Regions from separate parts of the Homo sapiens genome. Here region 2 is linked to region 1. The links are chromatin contacts, found by Hi-C or POLR2A ChIA-PET in ENCODE. All regions are on one chromosome and are shown on one strand. The core of a region is the stretch at or near the end of the contact, and the rest is flanking DNA. Distances in the headings are between cores, read along the strand shown. Region 1 overlaps STMN3 (stathmin 3). Region 2 has its middle 14 kb from the start of ZBTB46.

The links. Hi-C counts contacts between places; a loop is a spot of excess contacts on that map. ChIA-PET counts read pairs that join two places held with the same protein, here RNA polymerase II (POLR2A). Pooled maps may share reads with other maps.
Region 2: POLR2A ChIA-PET joins it to region 1 with 14 read pairs in activated CD4-positive, alpha-beta T cell. The contact joins two enhancer-like sites. A Hi-C loop is called at or near these places in 1 of 168 maps with a recorded cell type or tissue (mucosa of descending colon) and 6 of 50 pooled maps. POLR2A ChIA-PET finds 5 or more read pairs at or near these places in 6 of 52 experiments (A549, HEK293T, HepG2 and 3 more).

What each region holds. Positions count from the first base shown.
Region 1 is chr20:63,639,964-63,642,663 of GRCh38, reverse strand. STMN3 (stathmin 3) reads left to right here. Exons shown (of 5, transcript NM_015894.4): 4 at 365-556; 5 at 1,267-2,700. The coding sequence ends at 1,326. Among named protein-coding and RNA genes, the nearest start is that of STMN3, 12 kb to the left of the region's middle. RefSeq lists silencers at 249-318, 479-678, 709-858, 999-1,308 and enhancers at 1-659, 988-1,746. Within about 2 kb of position 1,318, at least 28 of the 41 ENCODE cell types and tissues checked have a DNase peak (open chromatin) inside an H3K27ac peak, as active enhancers do.
Region 2 is chr20:63,843,446-63,846,145 of GRCh38, reverse strand. It overlaps C20orf181. Among named protein-coding and RNA genes, the nearest start is that of ZBTB46, 14 kb to the right of the region's middle. RefSeq lists an enhancer at 1,561-2,238. Within about 2 kb of position 1,409, at least 2 of the 41 ENCODE cell types and tissues checked have a DNase peak (open chromatin) inside an H3K27ac peak, as active enhancers do.

The sequences.
Region 1 (2,700 bases), core at 69-2,568:
CCACAAGTTTAGGGTTTCTTGCTGCTGGTCCTTGGAGGGGCAGACGCGCAGGGCAGGGTGTGCAGTGGCGGCAGGGTATGGCGGGGGCCCTGGGCGCAGCCAGGACCGCGGGACCCGCGCGCGAGGCAGGGACGGGGGCGGGGGCGGCGGATCGCGACCCCCTGGCCCTGCCCCGACCACAGGCCGGATGGCAGGCGAGGGTTCCCAGGGCAGCGCCCGGGGGTCCCGGCGCCCACCGAGGCCTGGGCAGGTGGAGGCGCCAGGTGAGGCGAGCGGGCGCTGGGCGGGAGGCGGAGAGCAGGGAGGAGTCCGGCCGGGCAGGGCCCGGGGTTGCCGCTCACGCGCGCCCGCCGGCCCCGCACAGACGCAGGAGGCGCAGGTGCTGAAGCAGCTGGCGGAGCGGCGCGAGCACGAGCGCGAGGTGCTGCACAAGGCGCTGGAGGAGAATAACAACTTCAGCCGCCAGGCGGAGGAGAAGCTCAACTACAAGATGGAGCTCAGCAAGGAGATCCGCGAGGCACACCTGGCCGCACTGCGCGAGCGGCTGCGCGAGAAGGTGCGGGGGCGGGGCCGGGGCGGAGCTCGGAGCGGGCAGGGGCCGGGGCGGGGCCGGGGCGAAGCTCGGAGCGGGCAGGGGCCGGGGCGGGGGCAGGGCTAGCAGCAGTCAGGGGGCGGGGCACTGGGCGGGGGCGGGGCCAGGGCGGAGCTCGGAGCGGGCAGGGGCCGGGGCGGGGCCGGGGCGGAGCTCGGAGCGGGCAGGGGCCGGGGCGGGGGCAGGGCTAGCAGCAGGCAGGGGGCGGGGCACTGGGCGGGGGCGGGGCTAGGGCGGAGCTCGGAGGGGCGCAGAGCGGGGCCGGGGACTCCGAGGCGCTGAGCTGGGGTGGGGGTCGGGGGCTCCTCCCGTGTTTACTGGGCGTCCCCAGCAGCGCACGAGGCAGGTCCAGAGTCTGGTCCTGGCGGGACAGTAACTAGCCGCAGTAATAGATGGCTAAATTCATTATATTGAAAGTGCCCTGAAGGAAGCTCGGCTCCGGTACGAGCTAGAAGCGGGGCCCAGCCAGCTCCCAGGAAACCCGTCCTTGGTCCCTGGCCTTGCTCTGCGCCTCCCCGGTGCTCCCGCCCCCTCAACTCAGTCAGGGTCCTGCCGAAGGCCAGCCCGGATGAGGCCGGGCGGGTGCCAGGGCGCCACGGCCTGCGCGCCTGGGGGTTCCCGGAGTCGCCCCAAGCCACCCCCGCCCTCAGGCCCTCCCGCCCCCTGTCCTGCAGGAGCTGCACGCGGCCGAGGTGCGCAGGAACAAGGAGCAGCGAGAAGAGATGTCGGGCTAAGGGCCCGGGACGGGCGGCGCCCATCCTGCGACAGAACACGTTCGGGTTTTGGTTTTGTTTCGTTCACCTCTGTCTAGATGCAACTTTTGTTCCTCCTCCCCCACCCCCGCCCCCAGCTTCATGCTTCTCTTCCGCACTCAGCCGCCCTGCCCTGTCCTCGTGGTGAGTCGCTGACCACGGCTTCCCCTGCAGGAGCCGCCGGGCGTGAGACGCGGTCCCTCGGTGCAGACACCAGGCCGGGCGCGGCTGGGTCCCCCGGGGGCCCTGTGAGAGAGGTGGCGGTGACCGTGGTAAACCCAGGGCGGTGGCGTGGGATCACGGGTCCTTACGCTGGGCTGTCTGGTCAGCACGTGCAGGTCAGGGCAGGTCCTCTGAGCCGGCGCCCCTGGCCAGCAGGCGAGGCTACAGTACCTGCTGTCTTTCCAGGGGGAAGGGGCTCCCCATGAGGGAGGGGCGACGGGGGAGGGGGGTGATGGTGCCTGGGAGCCTGCGTGTGCAGCCGGTGCTTGTTGAACTGGCAGGCGGGTGGGTGGGGGCTGCAGCTTTCCTTAATGTGGTTGCACAGGGGTCCTCTGAGACCACCTGGCGTGAGGTGGACACCCTGGGCCTTCCTGGAAGCCTGCAGTTGGGGGCCTGCCCTGAGTCTGCTGGGGAGTGGGCATTCTCTGCCAGGGACCCATGAGCAGGCTGCATGGTCTAGAGGTTGTGGGCAGCATGGACAGTCCCCCACTCAGAAGTGCAAGAGTTCCAAAGAGCCTCTGGCCCAGGCCCCTCCCCACCAGGGCTTTGCAGATGTCCTTGAAAGACCCACCCTAGAGCCCTTTGGAGTGCTGGCCCCTCCTGTGCCCTCTGCCCTGGTGGAAGCGGCAGCCACAAGTCCTCCTCAGGGAGCCCCAAGGGGGATTTTGTGGGACCGCTGCCCACAGATCCAGGTGTTGGAAGGGCAGCGGGTAAGGTTCCCAAGCCAGCCCCAACACCCTTCCCACTTGGCACCCAGAGGGGGCTGTGGGTGGAGGCCTGACTCCAGGCCTCTCCTGCCCACACCCTCTGGGCTGAGTTCCTTCTTTCCCTTGGACGCCCAGTGCTGGCCTTGGAGGACGGTCAGCTGGAGGATGGCGGTGGGGGAGGCTGTCTTTGTACCACTGCAGCATCCCCCACTTCTCCACGGAAGCCCCATCCCAAAGCTGCTGCCTGGCCCCTTGCTGTAAAGTGTGAAGGGGGCGGCTGAGTTCTCTTAGGACCCAGAGCCAGGGCCCTCAACTTCCATCCTGCGGGAGGCCTTGGCCGGGCACTGCCAGTGTCTTCCAGAGTCACACCCAGGGACCACGGGAGGATCCTGACCCCTGCAGGGCTCAGGGGTCAGCAGGGACCCAC
Region 2 (2,700 bases), core at 160-2,659, 200 kb before region 1:
GTAACTTTTTTTTTTTTTTTTTTTTTGAGACGCCTCTCACTCTGTCGCCCAGGCTGGAGTGCAGTGGCACAATCTCAGCTCACTGCAACCTCCACCTTCTGGGTTCAAGCAATTCTCCTGCCTCAGCCTCCCAAGTAGCTGGGACTACAGATGTGCGCCACCACGCCCGGCTAATTTTTGTATTTTTAGTAGAGACAGAGTTTCACCATGTTGGTCAGGCTGGTCTTGAACTCCTGACCTTGTGATCCGCCCACCTCTGCCTCCCAAAGTGCTGGGATTACTGGTGTGAGCCACCGCGCCAGGCCTGTGTGTGAAACTTTTTTTTTTTTTTTTGAGACGGAGTCTCGCTCTGTTGCCCAGGCTGGAGTGCAGTGGCGCGATCTCGTCTCACTGCAAGCTCCGCCTCCTGGGTTTATGCCATTCTCCTGCCTCAGCCTCCCCAGTAGCTGGGACTACAAGCGCCCGCCACCACACCCGGCTAATTTTTTTATATTTTGGTAGAGACGGGGTTTCACCGTGTTAGCCAGAATGGTTTTGGTCTCCTGACCCTGGTGATCCACCCACCTCGGCCTCCCGAAGTGCTGGGATTACAGGCGTGAGCCACCGCGCCTGGCTTGTGTGTGAAACTTTTTATTGAAGTTTCACATACAGGCAGAAAAGCATCACAGAAGTATCACATACATGCAGAAAAACATACTCATCCTAAGTATGTGGCTTCCTGAATTCCCATAGACTGAATGCCTCTTGTCACCAGCACCTGGATCAAGAAAACAGGACATTGCCAAACCCAGGTGGCCCCTAAGGCACTGCTGGCCAATGCCCCAGAGGCCATCATTCATGGACCCCATCCACCTGCACTGGTCCTGCCTGTTCCCGAACCTAATCCGTGCTGGGCACCAGCTCTGCCTGTGCTTCTGGCCTCTGCTTCCCGTTGTCTGAAGCAGGGGCCATGGTGGAAGCCAGGTGGTGCCTGGCGTTGAAGGTGGCTCCTCCTGGCTACAGTCACTGTCCCCTGGATGACAGGCCACACCCAGCACTGATGGGCATTTGGGTTTTCCAGGTTGGGGCTATTATGAAAAGGGTCGTTTGGAACATTCTTGCTTGTTTTTTGGTGCCCAAGTATAGATTCCCACTGGACATATCCCTCGGAGTGGAACTGCCCGTGAACTGGCTGCAAATTCCTCTGAGCCTCGGCTGGGGGAGCCAGGCACACTATCCCGGAGGATGCTGGCATCTGCTGTGATTTCAGGGAGTTCACACCCCACCCTGGGCCTGAGCCCTGGACCCACACGCTACTGGGTCCAGCCTTTGCAGTCTGCTTGTCTCTGGTGGGGCAGGGCCTTGGACTGGGGTCCCCCAGGAGGGATGGGCAGTGCATGTGTGCCCTCCACCAGGCTGGGCACACCCAGAGGAGGCGCCCATCCTGGAGGCCCACACCCACCCTTCCTTCCTCAGGAAAACCTGTGGTCTGATAAGGCCTCCAGTCTCTGGTTTTCAAAACCACCCCGGCACCAGGACCCCCCAAGGGAGGAGGGGCCAGAGCCCGCCCAGCCTGTGGCAGTGGGGGCTACAGAACCCAACTCTTGGTGGTGTCCACCAGCCCCTGAGCAGCAGGGCCTCCCGCAAGGCTCCGAAAGAAGAGGGGAGCTCTGAGCACCCTGGGTCTGGGGGCTATGAGGCAGGGGCGGCCAACTCAGGTGGAATGGCCGCTCCTTCCTGCAGCCCCACCCCTGGGCAGGGCACCCCCTCACCCAGGCCTTGGCCAAGTCCCCAGTCCCCCTCCAGTCCCTCATCCTAGGTTTTCCCTTTGATGCTCCCTGATTCTGTACCATGATGGTCCCTCAGGGGCGGGGGGCCCAGATGAGAAGCCCTCCCAATTTTTGCTCACCACCCACGTATCTGCCCAGCTCCCAGGACCAGGCAAGCCCCTTTCCTCCAACCCAGCCGTCTTGCAGGGTCCTTTAGCCCCCAGGGTTCCCAGAAGCAGCCAGCGATAAACCTGAGCCCAAATCCCAACAGAAAGGAAGTACCCACAGGGCATCCAAGACGTGCGAGCACAGCCCACAGCCAGGGAGCGGCCCTCGGCGCCCGCCCCACCGTCCACCTTGCAGTTGCCGACCCACTTAGGGTAACAACGCCCACGAGAAAGGCAGTGTTTCTGCAGCTTTGCTCCATGAGGTGGGTTCCCTGGTGCAGCCTGGTGCTCAGAGCAGCGGGAGACTCGCCCCGCCCCACAGCGGGTGGTAACTCCAGTTCTAGCCAGGACAGATTCAGAGCCCTCAGGACTCAGGGGCACACACAAGCCACACAGGTGGGGCTGCAGATGTGGGGCTCACCGTGCTGGAGCCAGGCTGGTTGGCACTGGCATGGGACCTGGGGAATCAGCCCTCGGCTGGGCAGCCAGGATGCCTCCTGCTCTCTTTCCTCCATCCCACCCCTTCCACTTCCAGAGGCCCCGGGATATTTTTAAGGGGAAGGGGAAGGATAGAGAGAAAGTGCAGGCAGGGCTGGGGTCTGGGCCTGTGGGATCCTCAGGCAGGAGGGGAGGGCTATATCATGATGGCCTGGAGCTGGGGCTGGAGGTGAGTCTTCCCGGATGCTGGGAATCACCAGGCGGGCAGGAGGGCTGTTCCAGGCTGAGGGAAGGGCAGGTGCAAAGCCCAGAGTGGGGAAGACGCTGGGCAGCAGTGTGGGTGGTGC